Regions from separate parts of the Homo sapiens genome. Here all the other regions are linked to region 1. A link is an interaction called in ENCODE POLR2A ChIA-PET data of the cell type or tissue named here. Cell type or tissue: OCI-LY7. All regions are shown on one strand. Each heading gives the region's core, and the rest is flanking DNA. Links, peaks and the distances in the headings are about the cores only.

Region 1 (8,108 bases), core at 2,500-6,499:
GATTGCTGGGTCATATGGTAAGAGTATGTTTAGTTTAAAGCTTCTTCCAAAGTGGCTATGCCATTTTGCATTCCTACCAGCAATGAATGAGAGTTCCTGTTGCTCCACATCCTTGCCAGCATTTGGTGTTGTCAGTGTTCTATATTTTGTTTTTTCTAATACATGTGTAGTGGTATCATATTGCTGTTTTAATTTGCAGTTCCCTGAGGAGGACATATGATGATGAACATCTTTTCATATGCTTACTTGGAATCTGTTTATTTTCTTTGGTGAAATGTCTATTTAGGTCTTTTGCCTATTTTAAAAATCAGGTTGTTCAATTTTCTTATTGTCAAGTTTTAAGAGTTGTTTGTATATTTTATTATTTTTATTGTATTTATTTATTTTTTTTTTGAGATAGAATTTTGCTCTCGTTGCCCAGGCTAGAGTGCAATGGTACAATCTTGGCTCACTGCAACCTCTGCCTCCAGGTTCAAGTGATTCTCTTGCCTCAGCCTCCCAAGTAGCTTGGATTACAGTCATGTGCCACCACACCCAGCTGATTTCTTGTATTTAGTAGAGATGGGGTTTCATCATGTTGGTCAGGTTGGTCTCGAACTCCTGACCTCAGGTGATCCACCTGCCTCAGCCTCTCAAAATGCTGGGATTACAGGCGTGAGCCTCCGCACCCGACTGGGAGTCGTTTGTATATTTTAGATAGCAATACTTTATCAGATGTATCTTTTGCAATTATTTTCTCCCAGTCTGTGGCTTGTCTTTCCATTCTCTTGAGGAATCTGCCTTTGTAACCAGCTCATTCATGCAATAAAGTTTGAGGGTCACTGACACCTGAGAGGTGAGGAAATATTATTTTTAACCATCAAAACATAACAATGCACTTCAGTTTTGCTTGTAAACACAATCCTATAAATAACAGAGGTTATAAACATATAATTAATGTAATTAAAGTATACATTGCTGAACTTCACAAAAAATATCCTTATTAGCTCCTATCTAGTTTATGAAAATGGATAGAGCATTAGAAAAAGTCAGGAGATCTGTATTCTAAAGGGAATTTTACTACTAATTAGCCATGTGACCTTAAACTGATCTTTCTCTACATCTCTAGACCCTAGTTTCCTCGGGTATAAAATGATGGGGATTCATGAGATGAGCTTTACAGTTTCCTGTAGTCCTGTGGCTTCGTCAAAGCCAAGACAAGGAGCCTATTTCTATTAATGAAAATCCTGAGTAAACATGGGTGATATATATTAATAAGAAATGCCTTTGATTTGGCATCTTTTAGACTTTAGGTAACAATCCTCAGAGTTAGGATTTAATGCAGACTTGACTAATGCATAAATTAAGCAAGGTTAGCGTCCCCACCAAAGTGTCACTGTGGTCGGTAAAACAAACCCAGATTGATAATGGCTAAATTTAAATGAGAAAGTGTGTGTGTGTGTATACACAATTACATATAGGGCAGAACATAGAGAATTTCAGACTCAACAGACTTTGTGAATGCAAAGAGAAACAAAAATAGAAACCATCCAATAGCCAGATGGCTGAGCCTTCTATTTTTAAATATATCATGAGTTCTGTGGGAGTATGTCAATGAGTAGAACTAAGAAAAATGTGGTAACCTTTAGCGTTTCTGTGTTTTAAACAAAACAATATCACACAAGGTGTCAAATAGCAAGGAAACTATATTATGAAATGAAAGAAGTGAGTGCTTTTTAAGTCCATCAAGCCCAGCCTCTAATATTACACCATGATTCAAAGCACTAATCAAACGTTCTTCATGCTTGAAGCTGCAAGTTATTTACAATGACTGTAATATTTCCAAGAAATACTGAAATTAGTAGGTGAAGTTTCCTTTTTCTCCCTTCTCATATTTCTACACTTAACTTCTTTTCAAATGCCCTAATATAGTCACGGCGTAGCCACGAAACGTGACAGAATAAACACACCCGTGGGTCATCGATGAGCCAAACTTTGCGAAACATCTAAGAAAATGTGTTTGAAAAAGAACAGCACAGTTTAGAATTTTAGAGTAACTCACGAATCAGCTAACCCAGTCAGAAGATTACTCACTTAAGAATGATATAATTACTTTCAGTTTGCTTAAAGCCAGGGAAAAGTTGACACAGCAATTAAAGGAAAATGGGTGAAAAAAAATAGAGTTACATTATACCGACTAAATTCAGGCTGTTCCAAGGAATAGGCCCAAAGCTTATTTGAGGAAAGATTATCTTGACAAATTGGATAAACATTTTCTGCATGACAGGACGCTGATGGAGAGTCTGTTCTGCAAGCACACCTGGTGGTGGTTTGCTTCGTGTTTGACCAAGGTGTTCAGCTTGCCCGAGTTCTCCCAGGGGCTTTGTTTAACGTTCGGCAGGTAGGGGCAGAGCCAGGGTAGGCCTTGGTAACGGTTGTTGGGCTCTGCAGATGTCTTACCCCACCCCAGCCCCACCCCCATCTCCCCATTTGGGTTAAAACAACTCTTGGCTAGACCAGTCCACAAAAGGCAACACCAGACTTTAACAAACAGTTCATGCTTAAGGAGGCCTGCGGTCTGAAGTTCCTAAGGCAAATAAAAATGGCAAATGCAAATAAATGCATCAACACCCCCCTCTTTTTTGGCTTCCTTCCATAGTCAACTGGGATGGAGAGGTCAGGTCCAACACAGGGAATTACTATGGATGCGAACTTTCCAGCACACAAAGCATCCTGGTGCCAGGGTAGAGAAAGTACAAATTTGGTGCATTTCTGCTCAAGGCCATACTTACCTGGGCCCAAATGACTATAGATATGGAGAATCAGTGGCCTCCTGTAAAGTTTTTGTAGCAACTCTGGTGTTCTCAAATTGTCTAGAAGTCTTGGGCATCCTGAAAGTGTGTCTTTGCTATAACTTGGCATCTTTGAAATGCAATCACCCTAGAGGCAGTAATATGAGAATGGCTTCTTAGTGTTGGCCATTTGATATTTTCTAGTGCTGCCTTATCATTCAGGAAAGCACTAATTTGGGGAGCAGTATACCTAGAAATGTCATTAGACAGTGTGGGGATTTCCACTGCATTCAGGACCCACAGAGTGAAATGAACAATCCCGCTGTTAGAACAATTTTGCATTTTGTTAGGTCAATTTGGTTCAGCCAAAATTGCTTTGTGTCAACTAGTTTTAAGCCTGAGTTAACTTTTAGCCTATCCAGTGGTTCCAAACATAAATACCTCACATTACTGTGTTGGATACACTGGTTAGAATTTGAGTTAGGAGTAACAGTGGTTTTAATTTGTTAATTTTTTAAGTCCTTGGGAAGTTATTCCCAGCTGCCAGGATGTGAAGCGCCATGGAGCTCCACCCTCTACAAAGTCCACTTTGCAATTTTCAAAGGAAAACTTCAGTTTTATAGATTATAAATCCACACTCTCATCTTCAATGTGAACACACCTCCTTTCTCTCTCCAACCATTGCTTCATTTCTCTGCCCCCCCTTAATTTTTCTCAACAAGTAAACAAACTGAATACTGTAAAAATCAAATCCTAGGAAAAACCAGAACAATGACACTGCTTGATTCAAAGTCAGCTGACATTGAATGTATGTCTACTGCATCCCTAGACATATCTTGTATAATCCTCACCCAGGGAAATAAGTATTATTTATCTTCACCTTAAGTATGTGAAATCTGAAGTTTAGAGGACATTAAGTTACAAGTCCATGTTCACACAGCTAGAATGTCAAGAAGCCAGGAGTTATTTTCAGTGACTTTGTCCTTGATTCAGTTCCAGGGCTCATTTTCCAAGACTACATTTCTATGTCTTTTAAAGATTGATAGAGTCGGCAAGGCACAGTGGCTCACGCTTGTAATCCCAGCACTTTGGGAGGCCGAGGCGGGCAGATCATTTGAGGTAAGGAGTTCAAGAACAGCCTGGCCAATATGGTGAAAGCCCATCACTACTAAAAATACAAAAAAATTAGCCAGGCATGGTGGCATGCACCTGTAGTCCCAGCTACTTGGGAGGCTGAGGCAGGAGAATCGCTTGAACCCGGGAAGCAGAGGTTGCAATGAGCCAAGACCTTGCAATTGCACTCCAGCCTGGGCAACAGAGCGAGACTCTGTCTCAAAAAAAAAAAAAAAAAAAAAAAAAACAATATAGCAAGGCGTGGTGGCACATGCCTGTAATCCCAGCTACTCGGGAGGCTGAGGCAGGAGAATCGCTTGAACCCAGGAGGTGGAGGTTGCAGTAAGCCAAGATTGTGCCATTGCATGCCAGCCTGGGCAACAGAGTGAAACTCCATCTCAAAAAAAAAAAAAAAAAAAAGATAGAATCAAAGTTGATGACTTTTCCTGGTAATATTTCAGAGCATTAAAAAAATGTTTTAGTGATATATGTTAATTATATCTTACCTTTTAAGCTTGACATTCAAAATAAAATTTTAAATGTAGTTTACTGGCAGGTTTTTTTCCCCAATGGGAGGTGTTCTGGCGGTATTTGAATCTGAGTTGAAATCCTGTGTCTGGCTGTGTGATCATGAATTCATCACTTAACCTTTAGTGGCCTGTTTCTGAATCTGTAAAACAAGAATAAAAATAGTTACCTCCCAGGGTTGGATTTATTTATGCTGCAATTTATCCTTAGACATTATCTGTCTCTCTCAGTAGACTAAGAGCTTCTTTTAAGCATGAACTTTGTCCTCATCATCTATGTATCCTTCATTTATTTCATTGGGTTGTGCATATACTATTTGTTGAATAAATAAATTATTTATATGATTGCATTTGCCACATGTTAGGATCTCAATAAAAGTTTTATTTTCCTTTTTTCTTTTCTTTTTAAGGACTAATAAGGTGTTTATCAGAGAAGAGGTGAAAAACTGCTCAAATAATTTTAGGCACTGTAAACAAAAATGGAAGAGATACACAACTGTATCCTTTTTGATGGGGGCAAAGGAGTCTCTTCAAGTGATCCATATTGGTACAGGGAGATGTCTGAACAGGTGCATTATGACATGATGCCCACAAGCCCAGGTCATATAATGGAAAAGTCAATGTCCAGATTATCAAAGAATTAAGAGAGCACAATGGGCCATCTTCCATATGTTTCAGAAATGCTGAAGAAGTAGTTGAAGAATTGGTCTTGCCATTCTCTAGGAATCATGTTGCTGTCTAATTCATTTGGTTGCTGCTTCTTCACCTCTGTGAAGGTATTGAGACTGCATAGGGGACAAAAGAAGCCAAAGAAAAATGATTAAATACAAAAGGCGGCAAAATATTTGCTCATATTTTATACATAAGTAATATTGGAGGTCACACCTTTCCTGAGATCAGTCTGGATTCCAGGTCTGATTTTAGAGAGTACTAAAACATTTGCCCATAGGTATTAAATTATTCAAATAGAGGGTGCAAGAGGAGGCAGAAAAATGAAGGAAAGGGTACTAATTTGAGGGAATGAAACACTTAAGGACCTGGTTATGCCAGGTAGTAGTCACCTTGGGCCAGTAACTTCAGTTATTTATTTTCATGGCCATCTGTTTCCTCCCTGGAAAACTAGAGGAGAATGGGGGTTTGTTCAACTCTGGTGTCAAAATGTGTATGTGGTGGGGGGGAGGGATTTTATTTATTTTTTTTTGAGACAGTCTCACTCTGTCACCCAGGCTGCAGTGCAGTGGCTGATCTCAACTCACTGCAACCTCTGCCTCCGAGGCTCAAGCGATCCTCCCACCCCGGTTTCCTAAGAAGCTGGGACTAGAAGTGCACATGCAGCTAATTTTTGTATTTTTTGTAGAGACAGGGTCTCGAACTCCTGGGCTCAAGCAATCTACCTGCCTCAGCCTCCCAAAGTGCTGGGATGACAGGCATGAGCCACCGCACCCAGCCAATGTTTTTATAATATGATTTTTCTGCAACTGTATTTGCTGGAGAAAATCACACCACTGTGTTGACCAGTCATGATCACACATCAAGAGGACTGTCTTACATCTTTTCATCTCTTCTGTAACCTCCAACTTATCCCTACATTCTCACCTCTCAGCTTCACTTTCAACCAATGAATCTACCTCATCTTTCATCTAGAGCTATACTGTCCAATGGTAGCTACTAGCCACATGTAGCTATTTAAATTTAAATTAATTTAAATTAAAAATTCAGTGCCTGAGTTGCACTAACCGCATTGCAAATGTTAAACAGCCACATCTCCCCTTACTATCATACTGGACTGTGTAGATATAGGACATTTTCACCATCTCAGAAATTTCTATTGAACAGCACTGGTCTATTGTAGAAGAATCCCCTCGTCTACTCAACCCTGACTCTCTAGACCTGTCTGCAATATACGTCCCTCTACCTTCCCTTTTGTGCCAATGAAAGAGGTGTCCCTGATTCTATCAGAGAACCAGCCCCTCCATGTGTCATCTCACCAACTCAAGGACCTTGCTTTCTGTCTCACCATTCTGTGTTGTAATGTTTCCCCTTTATACTGAATTATTTTTATTGACAAAATGTCAAATCTTTTAAAAAATAAAATTTCCCACTTCTGAGAAATGAAATAGACTTACTTTTTCTTATTACTCCTGCTAAGTACAATGAAAAACTTTGGACATTTTATATATAAATATATCTATATATAATATATAGATATATCTAATGTATAGATATATGTAGATATTACATATATATTTACATTGATATTATATGTAAAATATATTGATAAGAAATATACACACACACACACACACACACACACACATATATCAAGGCTTAGCTCAGAAAGATGAAGAGAAAAGCCATGCCGGCTAGAAAACCTGGGGCCCGCCGGGCGCGGTGGCTCAGGCCTGTAATCCCAGCACTTTGGGAGGCCAAGGTGGGTGGATCACGAGGTCAGGAGATGGAGACCATCCTGGTTAACACAGTGAAACCCTGTCTCTACTAAAAATACAAAAAATTAGCTGGGCGTGGTGGTCCGTGCCTGTGGTCCCAGCTACTCGGGAGGCGGAGGCAGGAGAATGGTGTGAACCTAGGAGGTGCAGCTTGCCGTGAGCCAACATCTTGCCACTGCACTCCAGCCTGGGCAACAGAGCCAGACTCCGTCTCAAAAAAAAAAAAAAAAAAAAAGAAAAGAAAAGAAAAGAAAACTTGGGGCCCAAAGGAAAACACAGTAGTGAATTTCCTGGGTTTTCTTTTTGCCTCATATATCTCAGACTCAGAGCTGAGCGAGCTGGCAACCCAGAAATGCTAATAAGTGCAGACAAAACCACCCCAACAAAAACCTGCTCTCTCTTGCCGAAGAACCAGGAAAGGGGCAGCCTAGGAAAACAGAGAAGTTTTAGATAATAACTGCTTCACCGCAGCCAAACACCACAGAAAAACTATGGCACCACCTCCACACAGGCCAGCAAAGGCCAAGTAGGGACCTAGAATTTCACCCTTGTGAGGCTGTGGGAAGTGACACAGCACCCACACTGGGATGGTGTCAGAGAAGGCCAAACAGAGAGCTAGGATTGTCATCCCTACTGGCCAGTAACGTGACTCTACTCCCACTCCAGTTTTCAGTAGAGATATCTAAGGATTCTAGACTTTTACCCCCTCCTGGCAGTAATATGCATTCCTTCCCATCGCCACTGAATAGGGTCGAGGGGAGCCTAGTGGACAGTCATGATGTCACCAGCACCAGTGGTAACAAGGCCACTGCAGTGTCAGTGGAGACATGCCGGGAGCTGGAACTTCCTTTTTATTAGTAACAAGGAGCACCCCCATCTCAGGTATAAACAGAAGCTTAATAGTTAAGCTGTATTTCTGTGTCAAGATGGCAATGATGAGGTGGCGCTCTTCCTTCCCTAGCAAGAGAGATGTCAGAGAAAGCCAACTAAAACAGAATTTTTAAATAAGATGCAGAGTTTCAAAACATAATATGAAAATATCTGATTTTCAATGAAAAATCACTCATCTCCTCAGGAACCAGGAAGATTTCAAAAGAAAAAAAGACAATCCGTAGATTCCAATTCCAAGATAACAGAGACATTAGAATTATGTCTACAAGGTAACAGAGACAAAGATTTTAAAGCAGCCACGGTAAAGATGCTTCAGTGAGGCCGGGCGCAGTGGCTCACCCCTGTAATCCCAGCACTTT
Region 2 (8,108 bases), core at 2,703-6,702, 110 kb before region 1:
AATCATCATCTCTTCCCACCCCCACCCTGATGGCAAAACATGGGAAATCAGGATAACATGGCAGCAGAGACATAGGCCTCCCTGTCCAGAAAGGGCCTGGATTGTTTGCAATTCCTAGGTTTATGAGAGACAAGACTTTATGAAGTAGTTGTGATAATCCTCGTTTACAGATGAAGAGATAAAGCCTCAGAAAGCTCCATTCTCTTCTTACTCAAAAAAGAATGATTGTGAAGCCTTTAAGTCAGGCATTGTTCACAGTGTGAACAGGGCACAGTCCCTTCCCACTAGGATTCACAGACTAGTAACTAGACACTCAGGAATGTGCACAAAGCTAGAAAGTGGCAGAGCCAGGATTTGAATCCAGGTCCTTCTTGTCTCAGAGCTTATGCTCTTTTCCCTGGAGCACTGTTGGACCTAACCAGGTGTCAATATATATTAGACTATTTTAGGTCCCAGCTGGGGCCCTCAAGGCAGGGATGAAAGGAGAAGGTCATCCTGCTCCAGCTTTATCTTCAGATCTTCCTTTGTAATCACCACCTGCCATCACTGAATGCATCTATAAATCTGGAGTGACACAGGGTTTCCACCTCTCATCAGAGAGTGGGGAGAGTTTAAGGATAAAAATAAAATGATTTTCTCATAGATGCCCTTTCATATGTCACTCCAGTGCTCAAAAATGTTTCAAGGATTCCCCACTGCCTACTGGCATGGTCAGCCTCCATATCAAAGACGCTCCATGACCTGTCCCAGTGTTCCTCTCTACCCTTCCCACGATGCCCCTTAACATCCATGAGTGCCTTGCCCTTCATCCCCTCCAATCACTGGGCTACACATATTTATTGGCTCCATGGCTTTGGGCAGCTTACTTAATATATATTTAAGTCCCATTTCCTCATCTATACAAAAAGAATAGCATTATCTCATCCCAATTTATTAAGGATTAAATAAAATGTTTCCTGTAGAGCACTTAGCAGGGTGCTAGCCCATAATATTAATAAAGCAATCAGTAATGTTAATTTATTGCTATTGTTTTGGCTGCTATCTTACTTTTTGCTTTCCCTTTTCCATATCCATATTTTTCCCTTTCTAAGTTGCTTTTCTTTTTCTTTTTTCTTTTTCTTTTTTTTTTTTTTGAGATGGAGTCTCACTCTGTTGCCCAGGCTGGGGTGCAGTGGCACCATCTCGGCTCACTGCAACCTCTGCCTCCCAGCCTCAAGTGATTTTCCTGCCTCAGCCTCCTGAGTAGCTGGGATTACAGGTGCGTGCAACCATGCCTGGCTAATTTTTGTATTTTTACAGGGTTTCACCATGTTGGCCAGGTTGTTCTCGAATTCCTGATCTCAAGTGATCCACCCGCCTTGGGCTCCCAAAGTGCTAGGATTACAGGGTGTGAGCCACCAAGCCTGGTCCTGAGTTGCTTTTCATGTTCCTCCTCTTCTTCCTCCTCATAACCTAAACCGAAACTATTCAAATCCCAGCTTCTTCCTGAAAGCCCTATAGGGCAATCCTAGCCCACAGCAAATACTCTGTCCTCTGAACTCTTTCTGTAGAAATTCAATTTTGCACTGATAGTTGCCAGATAACCTATGGTTAAATGTTCATTCTCTGGTGTAAAGCTACCTGAATTCAAGTCTCTGCTCTACTCTTCACTAGCTACAGGTAAGTGTCTCTGCCCAGAGTTGGTGTCCCATCATATTATGCTGTCCTGCAGAGAGACCATCAGACTCAAGCCTGCTAGCCCCATATGCTGTGCATTGCAGCTGCACTGTCAAGAGTAGAGCCCTAGGCTGGGCGCGGTGGCTCACGCCTGTAATCCCAGCACTTTGGGAGGCCGAGGCGGGCAGATCACGAGGTCAAGAGATTGAGACCATGCTGGCTAACACGGTGAAACCCAGTCTCTACTAAAAATACAAAACATTAGCCGAGCTGTGGTGGCGGGCGCCTGTAGTCCCAGCTACTCAGGAGGCTGAGCCAGGAGAATGGCGTGAACCCAGGAGGCGCAGCTGGCGGTGAGCCGAGACTGTGCCACTGCACTCCAGTCTGGGTGACAGAGCAAGACTCTGTCTCAAAAAAAAAAAAAAAGAGTCCAGCCCTCTAAACCTGATGTGGGTTAACACGCATTCCAGGGGTTGGGTTGCCTAGGCATATCAGGGATAGTTAGATAGTCAGTGGCTGGGAATCTCCGGCAAAAACAGTTATCCTGTCTTTTATTTGAACAAGTCTCACTCTGTCACCCAGGCTGGAGTGCAGTGGCACGATCTCAGCTCACTCCAACCTCCACCTCCTGGGTTCAAGCGATTCTCCTGCCTCAGCCTCCCAAGTAGCTGGGATTACAGGCATGCATCACCACATCCGGCTAATTTTTGTATTTTTAGTAGAGACAGGGTTTCATCATGTTGGCCAGGCCAGTCTTGAACTTCTGACCTCAGGTGATCCTCCTGCCTTGGCCTCCCAAAGCAGTCATTGGTCCTTTTGAATCACATAATCAAAAGCCAATCTCAAACGTTCAGTGGCAATGTAGCACAAGGTTCTAAACTGAAAATTTTTGTATTATAATAAAGTAGCTTCAGTCAGCTTTACAACAAAGACCCACTGTCTTTTATTAATTTAGAGGATAGTCTTATGATCAAAGAAAGCAAGATTTGTTTAAAAGTAATTTTTGTCTGAAAAGGCATAGGCCCCAAATGGGAATCTATCATGTTCCCTACTAAGATATATATGTTTATGTCTTGCCTAAAGCCCCATGCACATAGTGGGTATGCAAAATATGCTAGTAATTAATTTATCAATGAAAAAATGAGGTTTTTTTGGAAAAGGACAGCAAAGTTGACATCTTCGATCCAATAATTCTACTTGTTGGAAATTTCTGCTAAAAATAGATTCTCATCTGTGTGGGAGTGATATGGTTTGGATATTTGTCCCCTCCAAATCTCATGTTGAAACATAATTCCACTTTGGGAGGCCAAGGCGGGTGGATCACGAGGTCAGGAGATCGAGACCTTCCTGGCTAACATGGTGAAACCCCGTCTCTACTAAAAATACAAGAAATTAGCTGGGCATGGTGGCGGGTGCCTGTAGTCCCAGCTACTCGGGAGGCTGAGGCAGGAGAATGGCGTGAACCCAGGAAGCGGAGCTTTCAGTGAGTCCAGATAGCGCCACTGCACTCCAGCCTGGGCGACAGAACGAGACCCCGTCTCAAAAAAGAAAAAAAAAAGAAACATAATCCCCAGCATTGGAGGTGGGGTTTGATGGGAAATGTTTCGGTCTTGGGGGCGGATACGTCATGAATGGCTTAGCACTATGCCCTTGGTGATAAGTGAGTTGACAAGAAGTCTGGTTGTTTTAAAAGTATGTGGCACCTACCCTCCCTCTGTCTCTCTCTTGCTACCACTCTCACCATGTGACTTGCCTGCTCCTACTTCGCCTTCTGCCATGAGTAAATGCTCCCTAAGGCCTCCCCAGAAGCCAAGCAGATGCCAGCACCATGCTTCCTGTATAGCCTGCAGAACCATGAGCCTATTAAGCCTCTTTTCTTTATAAATTACCCAGACTCTGGTATTCCTTTATAGCAACTCAAGAACAGCCTAACACGGGGCAGGGGATTTCAAAATTTAATAGAAATAAAAGATACAACCTTAAAGCCCATCAATAGAAGAATGAGTAAGTGAAAGATGCTAATTCCACCTAAGGAATACCATGCAGCCATTTTAAAAATACAGAGAATCAAATATCTGCTGACTGAAAAATGTCCAAGACATATTAAGCAAAAAAAAGAAAAATTGCAAAAAAGCAGGCATATTATGTTTCTTGTTGTGTTCATATTTAAAGCCTCCAAAGTAGGTATATTTGTATGTAAATGTGACACAAGGAGATTCAAAAAATACAGAGCAAACTTCTGACACTAGCCAGTTATCTCTGAAAATGGGAGAGAGTGTGCATGATTGTGTCTGTGTACATAGGGCTGGGGGGGGTAGGATGGTGATGGAAGTATTGTTAAATCTTTTACAATAATACTCTATTTGTATATTACTTATATAACAAAAGACAAAAAGATTGTCAAGGGAAAATAAACAATTTAAATTTTGTTAGAAGGAATTGTTTCAGAAATGATAAACCAAAAATATATTTGCTAAATTGTGATCACCAGGTTAAAGAAATTGATTATTTCAAATCTCATATTTGCTGTGTGTGTGTGTGTGTGTGTGTGTGTGTGTGTGTGTAGTTTAAAGGCTGCTTTCCCTCGGTCATTATGTTTTACACTGCCACTTCATTCTTCCTTATCTCAGAATAAATTCCTTTGCTAATGTGTTTTTAAAAATCAGAAAGCTTCCTCACTTAAAAGTCACCAATCAACTGGATCTGTTTTGTTAAGAAGCGTGCTGAGCAAAATGTGATTTGGATGGAATGGCAGGCCCAGGAAATGAAAAATTAGCATCACATGGCAATTCAGAACGTGACAATAGTCACTTAACAACAGATTTCCCTTTATCTTTCCAAAGGAGAGCAGTTTTTTTGGATAGAAGTTGCCTAATTGTTTCAGGGCACCCAGGTGAAGCCAGGATGAAGTCACCAGCTTCCCTCCTCATTGTTCGCTTGAAGCTTTCCTGCCCTCACCTCAGTGGTTCTACCTGCAACAGCTTAAAGGGGTATCCCTCGGGGCTGTTTTTTGAAGTCTGCATGCTACATCATGCTCTAAGACCCTAAGGAGGCTTTGTGGTATCATAACTTTCAGACAGACAAGTCGCTAAAGTAAACAGCAGGGGAGAGGCACGACAGGCCACACACCTACCAGATACCTACATTCAACCATTAGCACATGTCAAAATGGTTTAAGATTAATTAAAACAAATAGTCCCATGCTGGAAGAAGCCACACTCCCCGTCCCTACAGAGTTTCATTCTCTTTTTCTACTTCCTGTAAAACAAGAGTAATCAGATAGCAACAGTCTCAGAAATCTCAGAAATAATAGGGCAATGGTAAATTTTCTAGGCTAGGAATGCTGCAACATCAAGGAAAAAATATACAGCCATAAAACATTTAGCTGGTTTACAGAATATTTAATGATGAAGGCTGGAAAATATGTTACTGATGGCAACTCCTAGAAGGATATTTGAGCAGTTTTCCATGGAGTCTACTTTTAGAAAGTGTTTTAATCCCTTGATAAGTTCTAACCATCGAAATATGTTTTTGAGTCCAAAATTCAGGAAGATGTTAGTTACCTATATGATGAAGGCATGTGGTCACGTCTCCAACAGAAGAGAATGTTGGTGATTATCTCGATAAATCAAGTTTTAAAATCTGACTAAAGCAATCTTATTGATTAACAGACTCCTACTCATTTTAGTCCTGTCTTTAAATCTCTGTGTTGGAGTAGATTTTTCGTTGAGAGTTTATTTGCTCAATTGTGTTTTGTCTGAAATAAACAAGAACACAGAGTAGATTGTAATTTGCTTTCCCTCTCTTTGGGATCTTTTCAGGGCAAAGATAAATCAGATTAGGGAGCTGTTTGGCATGTAGCTTCTTCTGCCCTCTCTTTTGCATCAAATAGAAGTCTCTATGCTGTTTCTTGACTAAATTTGGGCTGGTTTGCTCATTCATTCTTTGAGAAATACTAAGAGAACATTCTGGTCTTTTCCTGTAACAATTCTCACACTAAACCTCACTTGTAAATGTAAGGTCTGGAATGAAACTGTGAACATGAATATGAAAACACTGTACTATTAGATTTCCATTTTGGTCTGTTTCTGGCTTGATTTGATTAAAGTCCACTCAGACTATACATCTAGCATCTTGCTTTCTCATTCTTCCCACCACAGTTTAATCCTTAATTTCCTCTACTGCTGGAATGCTTCATGCTGAATGATTGGATTAACAGCGCGGCATTTCAGGATGTACCTAAATCAGCTCGGTGGTCCAAGACTCCTTTAATTGATAACTGGCTTTCCTGCATTTATCAATATTAAATGTTGCCTCCTCTTTACTTTCTTTACTTTTCTTTAGTTAATACAAACTGTTTTCAAAAAAAACAGATTTTTACAACAGAGGGTCTCTTTTCTAGGGAGGAGGACACTGAAAGAACAACACTTACACTCACCTTTTTTTTTTTTCACCTCAAAGCAAACATTGCATTTATTCTTTGTTTCCAGCTTTCATGAACTTTTTATCTTTTCTCTCTTTTAGATCTGTGTATGTTCACAACAGCTGTCTCTCCGGGAAGCCCATATCCCATTTCTTCAGCTCCCCAGAAGTAGACATACATATTATTTCCCTGAGGGTTAGAGAAAGCTATCAGAACTTGGCAACATATAAAGTAAATACCCACTAATTGCAATACATTCATTTAAATCAGGTCTTTATCCTCCTTAGGCATTGTAGTAGGTGGCTTCCTTTGAAGTCTTGTTGAATTTGTCCAAAATTACCTTGCCAGAGGCAGACGGCTGTTTGGAACATTTGTTCTGAACCGATCCCCAAAGCAGTAAATCTTAGCGTTGGTAACGGCTCTGCTCACATGCCACAAAAAGGAAATGTCCTGGGTAGGGCATGAATCCAGGCTTAGATCCCCCATTGTATGCAAAGAACAGAAAGAGAAAGAGAGAGATACCTGCACAGCTCCCAGGGATATAATGCTGTTGTACAACTCTGATGACGTTATAAACCACAAACCCTGTACATTAGTGAAATACAAACCAACAGACTGCCAGTGAATTAGTGATTTTTTTTCTTTTTTTCTGCTGGATCCATTCATGCATGCATGCTTGCATCTCTCATTTAATAGTGATTTTATTAGACAGTGTTATCATTTGTTTGCTTACTTTAAACACAAGTAGCTTATGCCCCTCAGCATTTTAAATTCATGATGAGAATATTATTTTACCTATATAAGGAATAATGCTGTATTGGCATTAGGGTGCCATACCTATTATAGATTCTTATCTTCCTCACAAATGCACTGATAGAAAATCTGATGCAAACAATCACACTCTGAGATCTTCAGACACATTCAAGGCTTTGTTTGGGGTGCATTTCATACTTTTACCATGTACATAGAATGGCTTTCAAGTCTTTTCAGTCTGCTACCAGGCTTTGCTTCTATTACAATAGAAGCTGCTCTGCAGCAGGTAAAGGAGCTTCCTGAACTTGGAGCAAATGATTCTGTAGCTAATTGTTATGGAGATAGGCTTAAGTCATCTTCTACTTGAGTAAGGAATCCGAATCACCGAAGACATATAGGAGGAAAATATGTGGGAGTCTGCAGTTGTCTTGCTTGTTGGTACGTGGTGTGCTGTTCATCCTCCACCTTCAAACAAAATCTAATGGTCCTAAGATAAAGCAAGAACCATAAAGACAAAATCAACCCAAATCTCCAGGACACAGTCTTTAGAGCTCAAACTAGATTATGCCCTCTTTTGTTGTGGTGACTATTTCTTCACCTCTGAACACAATGTCAAGTGTTATCTTTGATCTATAAAGTGCTAAGTGGTCTATAGTTTTGTAAAGAGCTTTTTGTTTACCCTGGCAATAATAATGAATTATTAGCATCTGTTTACGGACCTCAAAAGTAAAACTGCAAATTTACAGTATTGAAATGACGTATGAACATTTTTCAAGGAGACTTCAATTTGAGGGCAAAGCAGACACCATCATTGAAGTACATATTTTCTAGAGCTTTCGGTGTGTGACATAACGAAACTTGCAATAGGCTTCATGCCCTAATGAAGAGTTCACAATCAACTAAGGTATAGACTTGTGTAAAGTTAAACAGTAATATCAAATACACAAGATCACATAAAACTGAAATAAATCTAACTAACTTTTCATCAATGTGGAATTAGGTAAATTATGGAACACCGGTATAATGGGATACTTTATACTCATTAAAAAGAATTACATAGGCCAGGCATGGTGACTCACGCCTGTAATCCTAGCATTTTGGGAGGCTGAGGTGGGTGGATTGCCTGAGCTCAGGAGTTCGAAACCAGCCTGGGCAACATGGTGAAACCCCATCTCTACTAAAATACAATAAATTAACTGGGCATGGCAGCATGTGCCTGTAATCCCAGCTACTCAGGAGGCTGAGACAGGAGAATCGCTTGAACCTCGAAGGGGGA
Region 3 (8,108 bases), core at 2,703-6,702, 660 kb before region 1:
CAGCCTTCCGAGTAGCTGGGATTACAGGCACGTACCACCATGCCTGGCTAATTTGTGTATTTTTTAATAGAGACAGGGTTTCACCATGTTGGCCAGGCTGGTCTTGAACTCCTGACCTCAGGTGATCTGCCCTCCTTGGCCTCCCAAAGTGCTGGGATTATAGGGAGGAGCCACCACGCCCAGCCTGATGAAGCTTATTAAAGATAACTTTTATGATCAATGTGTCTGTTTATATTGGTAAGTGAAGATGATCCTAGCATTGTTCTAAGTACTCTGACAGATAGAAAAGAAACCTACTTAGGCTAGGCATGGTGGCTCAAGCCTGTAATCCCAGCACTTTGGGAGGCCGAGGTGGGTGGATTGCCTGAGGTCAGGAGTTCGAGACCAGCCTGACCAACATGGTGAAACCCCGACTCTACTAAATACAAAAAATCAGCCGGGTGTGGTGGTGCATGCCTGTAATCCCAGCTACTCGGGAGGCTGAGGCAGGAGAATCGCTTCGACCTGAGAGGTGGAGTTTGCAATGAGCTGAGATTGAGCCATTGCACTCCAGCCTGGCAATAAGAGCAAAACTCTGTCTCAAAAAGCAAACAAACAAACAAAAGAAACCTACTTAACAAATACTTAACTGAGGACTTACTATGTGAAAGGCTCTGTGGTGGGGGTACAAGCACGTAGTCTATTGCAATGATATTTGATGAAAACTCTGATAAGGGTAAGTACTGGAACTTCATAGAACACATGAGCAGGCCCCTAACCAAATCTTCTAAAGTCAGGACACGCTTCCACATAGGCTGAGAACTTAAGGCCAAAACAGGAATCAGTGAGGGGGAGTCTAAAGGGAGAAGTTCAGGGAAGGAGAGGACCCCTGAAGGCCTGGAGGTGAAGGTGTGTGTGGGGAGTTTCGAGAACTTTAAGTAGCTCACCATGGCTGCAGGTTGGGAGGTAGGTGGAGAGCAGAGGCAGAAACTGAAGCTGAAGAAGGACGGGACTTGAAGGCCACGTGAAGTAGTTTAGAGTTGATGCTGAGTGAAACAGAGAGCTAATGAAGGAGTTAAGATGCCGGACTGAAATCTGGGAAGAAAGGCTGCCCTGGAGAGGCGCGAGAGGAGGTGGAAATGTAGGTGATGGCACAGAGGGGAGGGTGAAGCATGATGAGGAATCTGACCAATTGAGCCTGAGGGTGCTTGCAGGGTGGGTCACTCTGGGCCAGCTGGACAGGCAGTAACCTCGCAGTGATCTCCAGGGACCAATGGCAAAAATGCAGGTCATCACCATCTTAGCAGAGAGGACTGTCCTATAGGCTGAGCACCATGATATTGGCTTGGGGGTGAGATCATGCAGGGGAGTCGGGTAAGAAGTATGGAAGCCCTTTGGGTTTTGATCAAAGAGAGTATTTTTTGAAGATTTTTGATCAAAGACAGTATTTTTTTGGGCAACATTTGGCTAAGTGAGCTGAGTTCTTTCCTATTATAAATGTCCAGTATGCTTCATGAACCTGTTTTACTTTGACAATGAGCCTGTAACGTTAAGGGGAGCATCAGTTCTCACCATCTGGTAATGGTATTAATAAAAGATAACATTAATGAGGTATGGTATCTCCTTTGGAGCAATCGCTGTGCTGAGCACTTGACATGTATTATCTCATTTTTCCTTCCCCAAACTCAATGAGGTCTTGTTATTATTATCTGTATTTTACAGATGAGAGTACTGAGGCTTGGAGAAGGTAAATAACACCATAACTATGTGACAGAGGTAGGATTTCAACCGAGGGTTGATTCCAGAGCCTGAGCTAGAAATCAAACTGCTATAGTTAAGGATGTATTGGACACTGAGTCTAAGGATTAACTGTGTACAAATTAGACATTTTTAGAATGCACAAACACAAACAATTAAAAGTCTTTTGGTTTCTTTCTGCATCTTCCTCTTGGAATTTTGCTGCAGGAAAAAGGTTTGATTAATAAGGGTTATGACTACTTGTTTCAAATTAAACTTGGTTTTACTGAACATGCAAAAGCAACAGGAAATACAAGTAGGATTTTTTTCCCCAGGTTTTGATACTTAAACTTTTGGAGGATTAAATTTGCGAAAACAGTAAGTAGGCTTTTATTTTTACATTTCACATATGGAGGCCATGCACTTTCACAATCCTTAAACTGGAAAAGATTCACAGAGTTAATCTACCCGAATCATTTAGTAGCCATTCCCCTTACTGAAAAACAAAATGTCACCAGAATTATTACAACATCCAAATAGTGAAAAGAGTTTACAGATCAAAAGCCTAATCTAACTCCTTTATTTTACACATGAGGAAGCTGAGGACCAAAGCAGCTACAGGACTGACCTGCCCAAAACCACACAGTGAGTCTGCAGCCCGGCTTCGGACCAGAGTTTCTTCTGACAAGCGGCAAGCTCACTGATGGCCACACCCGCTCATCCTGGATAACAGTATTCCCCAGTGGAATTAACACGATGCATCTTCCTGGAGTATCATTTTTACTTTAAGATTTAAAAGCAAGCAAGCAAATTAAATAGTCATTTAAATCATATTTATATTAAGCCTAACATGGCCATATTGTAGAGCAAACCATCGGGATTTAATAAACAAAACAGGAAACTTCAAAGAATGCTTTTTCTTGGAAAGAAGGCAGGAGAGCAAGAAAAGCGACTGCCTCAGCCTTTATCACGTGCGTCTTGTGGTTTAAATGTATTCTCTCTCCTTTAGAGATTTTCCAGAGGGCAAGTTTTTTTTTGTTTTTGTTTTTGTTTTTTTTTTGAGACACTCTGGGATCTGTTAGAAGTGTGACGGACAATAGTGAACTATCAATTAATAACATTGTTCATGACTATGCTGTTAAATAACTTTGAGAGATGTCAGAAACATGCCTTGCAGTTTCCATTAATGTATAATTTAAAATTGTCTAAATACATGTTAACAGATCCTTTAATACAATAGATTTTAACTTTTTATCTTAGAAATTTATTTTTTGAGCTAATATTAATAGATAATGTACTCGATTAGTAGTGTGTCACACGAATAAATGCATTTTGCATTCATTCAAGGTTATCTTTAAAATGATGTGAGTAATCTGTTTCATGCCCACAAGTACTATGAATGCTAACACTTCATTCTTAACTCATCTAGTTGTCATTAGGTACAGCAGCTGATACAATCTTCCATTAGACAGTCTCAGAACTGTGGGTGGTCTTGGAAACTATACCATATGAACTATAATACACAATAGAGTGAGTTGGGGAATTTTTTTAGCTTTAATTCTGAATCATGAAGCTCCTATTGGTTGAAATTGAGCAAAATAATAAAAAGGATCTTACTCTAGCATCAACTATACTGATGTGTTAGAGCAAAGTTCCTTATATCCTCTTTGCTACTTAAAGAATTTAAATTTGCCACAGTTATTTATTTATTTTTTTCAATTTAAATTGTTTATTTACCTAGCTAAAGGACCTGAAATAGCAGTGCTAGCAAACAGGGTGCACAGTTGACTGTTCACATTTTTAAAAAGCTAAATGCTCATAAAATAAGATATTGAAGAGAAAACAATAATGCATTTTAACTATGCTTTTGATTGAACCAGCACTGAGTACATGTCACTGGGACATTTTGGAAGTAAACTATGCAATTCACATCAATACCAAATTGGCTGTGCTCACTGTGGTGTTATTATAAAGGGAGTTAACTCATAATGTTTGGAAACTCGACGTCACTTTAAAGGTCTGAAACTTCAGTGTTATATATTTTTTAAAATTTCTTTATAAAAATACCTTTAAGTGCCTTAGATGTAATAAACACTCAGTAAGTAGCTATTGATTTAATTTCCACCAGAAACATACTGCATTGGAAGTCAGAATAGAAGTAAAATGCAAAGCAAATTATCAATTTGATATTTACTAGGTGGGTATGGAAGCAAGTGACATGTATGGTTTTGGCAATTCAAGAAAGATATATCTGCCCACAGAACTCTACACAAGTAATCATTTGCTAATCTCAAGAGAAATATTCTTTAAAAAACAAATCCTTTTGTGTATGCTTATGAAGATTAAAAAATCTTTCAAAACTTCATTGAAATGACAAGCAAACTATCATTTCTGTAAATGAGCTACAAATGTATGATTTTACAATTAGAAAAATATTTAAATGAGAAATCTGCAACCACAAAGAAGTTTAGACTGAAACAGTGCTACTTTTTTTTTTTCCTGGCATAGATAGATGATCCCCTAGTCTTTTTCACCATAGTCTGGAGTCCTTGTAAAGAAACCACACACAAGTTATTCTCTGGGCAGAAGCATTTTAGCTTCCAACTTTAATTTTTTTGTTCAACAGGCAGATAGTTTAAAAAGTCTTCTCTCCCATCTTACTCTGTTTCTTAAAATCCTTCACATCTTAAAAGGATAGAATTATAGTGCTGTTCATTTTGTACCTTCCATCCTACCTGCTAAGTTGGTTTTGTTTTTTAATAACCTAGGCCTAATTATTAAAAATTCAGTTGCTCTCCTTCCTTTCCCTCTCTCTCTCTCTCTGTCTGTCCCTCTCTTCTTCCTTTCTTCCTTCCTCCTTCTCCAAGTCCCTCTTGTCCTCCCCACTCCCCCCTTGTCCCCTTTAGAAGCCCCTGGGATGACACTGTTCATTGATGCATCTCCCTCATTAGCATTGCTGCAGCTTGGCTCAGTGGTTTCAGAGGCAATCCGTCATGAGAAAACTGAAGAATGTGCCCCATTTGCATGATTCTGTGCCAGAATGCAACTTTTTCTCAGCTGTTCTTTGTGTAATTTCCCCTTGAGCGTTCAACTTTCCCATGAAGTCCTAGAAATCATATTACAGATTTCCAACCCAATTGAAATGCTTTACAGATTAGTTTTACATACTTGCTTCCTTCCCCCCAAAACTTCGTAGTTCTTCATAAACAGAGCAAATTAGTACATAAAAAACAGGTTTAGCCTTTTATCGTTTGAAGTGTAGGGCACATTAAATGAATAATTTTGCTTTGAAAATGCAGGGGTTCATATTATATGTGCAAATATATATTTATTACACTTGTCCAAATGAGGTCACAACACTACTAAATACTTAGGCAATTTCTGCTTTCTAGTCACTTAGTGCCACTTGCAAACCACATTTTGTAAGCCACCATGGAACTCAGAGCAAAACATAGCAAAAAGGTGGATGAAATGCTCACTGTTTCTTTAATAAGGAGAGCTTCCCACGTAAGTCAAGATCTGTTTTGCAGTTCTTGGGTGAACCCATTTTAATAAAAGAATGAATTCATAGCTAACTAGCTGCTAATTAAATAAGTATTCTCACAGCATTTTTTCTAGATAGAAAATGACAACTAAAACAACTGTGAGATATGCAATCTGTTACCAAGATTTCCGTTTTCCAGAAATTAAGATAAATGTAATATGGTATATACACAAAACACTACATTCCAGAAGAGAAAACATTCCATTAAAGAATGTTTATCACATTACATCTGAATTAACAAGAAGAACCCAACTTATTTACACACACACACACACACACAACAAACACACACACACTCCGTAGCCCTTTTTAACGACGTTATTCTTCTCAGTATTATTATACACAAATTGATAGTCTTTTTATTCCCTTTTGACTTTTGGGTGCAGTCAGTAGTAAGAATAAACCATTTCTTCTTCTTATTCTCATTCTAAACACTGTAGAATAAATTATTTAAAAAATTACTTTTTGACCATTGGTTGGAAAGTAACCATAAAATAGCGAAGATATTCTAAAAGTGTTTTAATTATAACTACTTAAAATTTTAAATGACTTCATAATCTTTGGGAAGGAGAAGATGAATTTAGAATGAGAAGGCTGAAAAGACCAAACTTAAAACCTACTGAGTATCAAACAGAATTAAAATAACTTAAAGATAATTCCCTGTACTAACAGAAAAAAAATAAAGCTCTTAAAATACAAAAATTTGGTCGTTGAAGAGCCGCTCACACGGTGATTAGAATTAGGTTGCAGAAGATTTCATTAATTATAGGTGACTGATTTTCCCTGGGCAGACAGCTCAGGTCTCCCGGCCCCCTCCGTCCACCCCCTCCCCAGCTCATCTCAAACTGTTGTCTAACCTTTCCCTTAATCCATCTCATCTTGAGCTGATGGGAACTGCTTTCATTCTACCTCTTGTGGAGGTAATGAAACAATCTTCTTATTCACTTGGTTCCTCTGAGCCGGTGACATGCAACAACAACAAAAAAAAGCGAGCGCCCTGATTAATGGCTGCTAATTAGCAATGTTAATGACCAGGTGTCCGAGAGTACGGCCAGCTCCTCTCAGCATGGAGTGATCGCTCAATGAGGGCCCTGCAAATCCATTCCCAGTGACCCTTCCCCTCAGCTGCCAGTAATGAAGCCCGCTTGCTCGTTACTCCCGGGAGAGGCGCAGGAGGAGACCTGGGCCTGGGACCCAAACCCTTGCCTGGGGTCTAGTAGGTCTTCCATTAATTAAGGTTAGCATTTCTGGCCCCCCAAAAGCTCAAAGGTAGAGGAGTGAGGAACAGGGAGATGTACTCAAACCCTCTTTTGTCCAGAGGAGATTCTTTTTCTAAATGGAGCCAGTAATTAATTTTAACCGTTTACATGTACATCTGTAATTTTGACTATGTGCTAGCTATACATATCATCTTCTCAATCAGATTCTTTTATTATCCCGAGATGATTCACATGGGTGAAGCAAATCTCATATTAGCTTTCAAATACAACTTTTCATCTGTGAGGTTTACATGCTTTTTTTACCATTCAGCACAGATTACCTAATGACAGCAGAAACTCGGTGCGCCTAGAGGCGTGCTTAAAAAAATAATAGTAATCTTTGAAAATATTTTTTCTAGTTAGAAGGTAGGTTAAGTATGTAAGTGCTCTTATCTCTCATATTGGAGTAAGGGAATTATAATAACTTTTAAAACAAAACGACAAAACAAAAACAAGCTTTTCACAGAGCTTTATAGAGAATCGGCTCTATAAAGACCTGAAGAATTATTTTACTAATTAGAGTTGGTTCCTTTTTGGAATGCTGACCAGAAAATTGAAAAGTGACAGGACTGAAGTCTTTGTAGATAACTAACCATTAATTGTATTTGCCAATTTGTGACAGGCTGATTCTGTCTGAGTTTACACAATCATTTACTTTCCCCTCACTGGAGAATGGCCTTGTACTTCCTCCAAGCAAAGGGAGTGGGGATTCAGTTTGGAAGAAACAAACTGAAATGGAAGAAAGTATGCTATACCATTGTTTTTGTTTTAGCACATTCTTTCTTTTTAATGTATATGTCTCAGGTTGGGATAATACCGTGGCGGATTTAGAAATACTATATATATACACTATATATATATATATGCATATATATATATGCACACACATATATATCTTACTTGCTGAAAGGTCGTATGTTTGATATCATTGTGATAAGTTTCTGTTAATGACATTTTTGATACATGTGTAATTTATTTTGGTAGAATGTGTTATTGTAAAAATTGCCAACTATTCGTAGGTGATGAAATACCACCCATAACTGCACTTAATAGCAGAGTTTGAAAAATTGTGGTTACTACTTTGCTCTGGGCTAATAGGTCCGAGTAAAATTTGACAAGAAAAGCTTCAGAGCTTTACTTCCAAGTGTGGACAGGTCAAGCAATATCATCTCCTAGACCACAGAGGAGGAAGAGGCTGCCTAGATAGGCGTCTGGCTCCTCTTTCATTGGAGCCCACCTTCTGTTGCAGTAATATTTGATGTAGATTTCTGGGGAGAGGGATACAATTTTTCTCCCCATCATTAAATGATTTAGTACATTTTCTTTGTAGGAAATTTAGAAAACATTGAAAAGCATATGCATACATGTTCACATGTATTCACACATGCACACACAGCACCCACAATCCTAAACAGAACTATATCCATTGCCAACATGTTGTCATATATTCTGGCTATCTTTTTTTGTGCATACATACGTTTTTGCTTTTAACCGAAATTGTATCATACTGCAGATAATGCTTTGTAAATTGCTTTATAAAGTTAACAATCCGACCATAACTTGTCATGAAATATTCTTCTACAATAGCA

What was found. ChIA-PET counts read pairs that join two places held together with the same protein. Peaks named below come from ENCODE experiments on the same cell type or tissue, not always from the same donor. Only the 100,000 strongest peaks of a DNase experiment are listed, where the experiment ranks them.
Region 2: POLR2A ChIA-PET joins it to region 1 with 7 read pairs; 2 of 35 experiments call an interaction of 5 or more read pairs at or near these places.
Region 3: POLR2A ChIA-PET joins it to region 1 with 5 read pairs; 1 of 35 experiments calls an interaction of 5 or more read pairs at or near these places.

Annotation. Positions count from the first base shown.
Region 1 is chr3:181,833,545-181,841,652 of GRCh38, reverse strand. No RefSeq gene overlaps it. Among named protein-coding and RNA genes, the nearest start is that of LINC01206, 110 kb to the left of the region's middle. In OCI-LY7, for the core only: no CTCF peak of the experiment used is centred there; no DNase peak of the experiment used is centred there; H3K4me3 peaks cover 609 bases; H3K27ac peaks cover 1,233 bases.
Region 2 is chr3:181,939,951-181,948,058 of GRCh38, reverse strand. No RefSeq gene overlaps it. Among named protein-coding and RNA genes, the nearest start is that of LINC01206, 8.4 kb to the left of the region's middle. In OCI-LY7, for the core only: no CTCF peak of the experiment used is centred there; no DNase peak of the experiment used is centred there.
Region 3 is chr3:182,498,658-182,506,765 of GRCh38, reverse strand. It overlaps LINC01995 (long intergenic non-protein coding RNA 1995), which reads left to right. Exons shown (of 4, transcript NR_134941.1): 2 at 2,052-2,094; 3 at 2,312-2,687. Among named protein-coding and RNA genes, the nearest start is that of LINC01995, 4.4 kb to the left of the region's middle. RefSeq lists an enhancer at 5,885-6,702. In OCI-LY7, for the core only: no CTCF peak of the experiment used is centred there; a DNase peak (open chromatin) is centred at 4,705; H3K4me3 peaks cover 462 bases.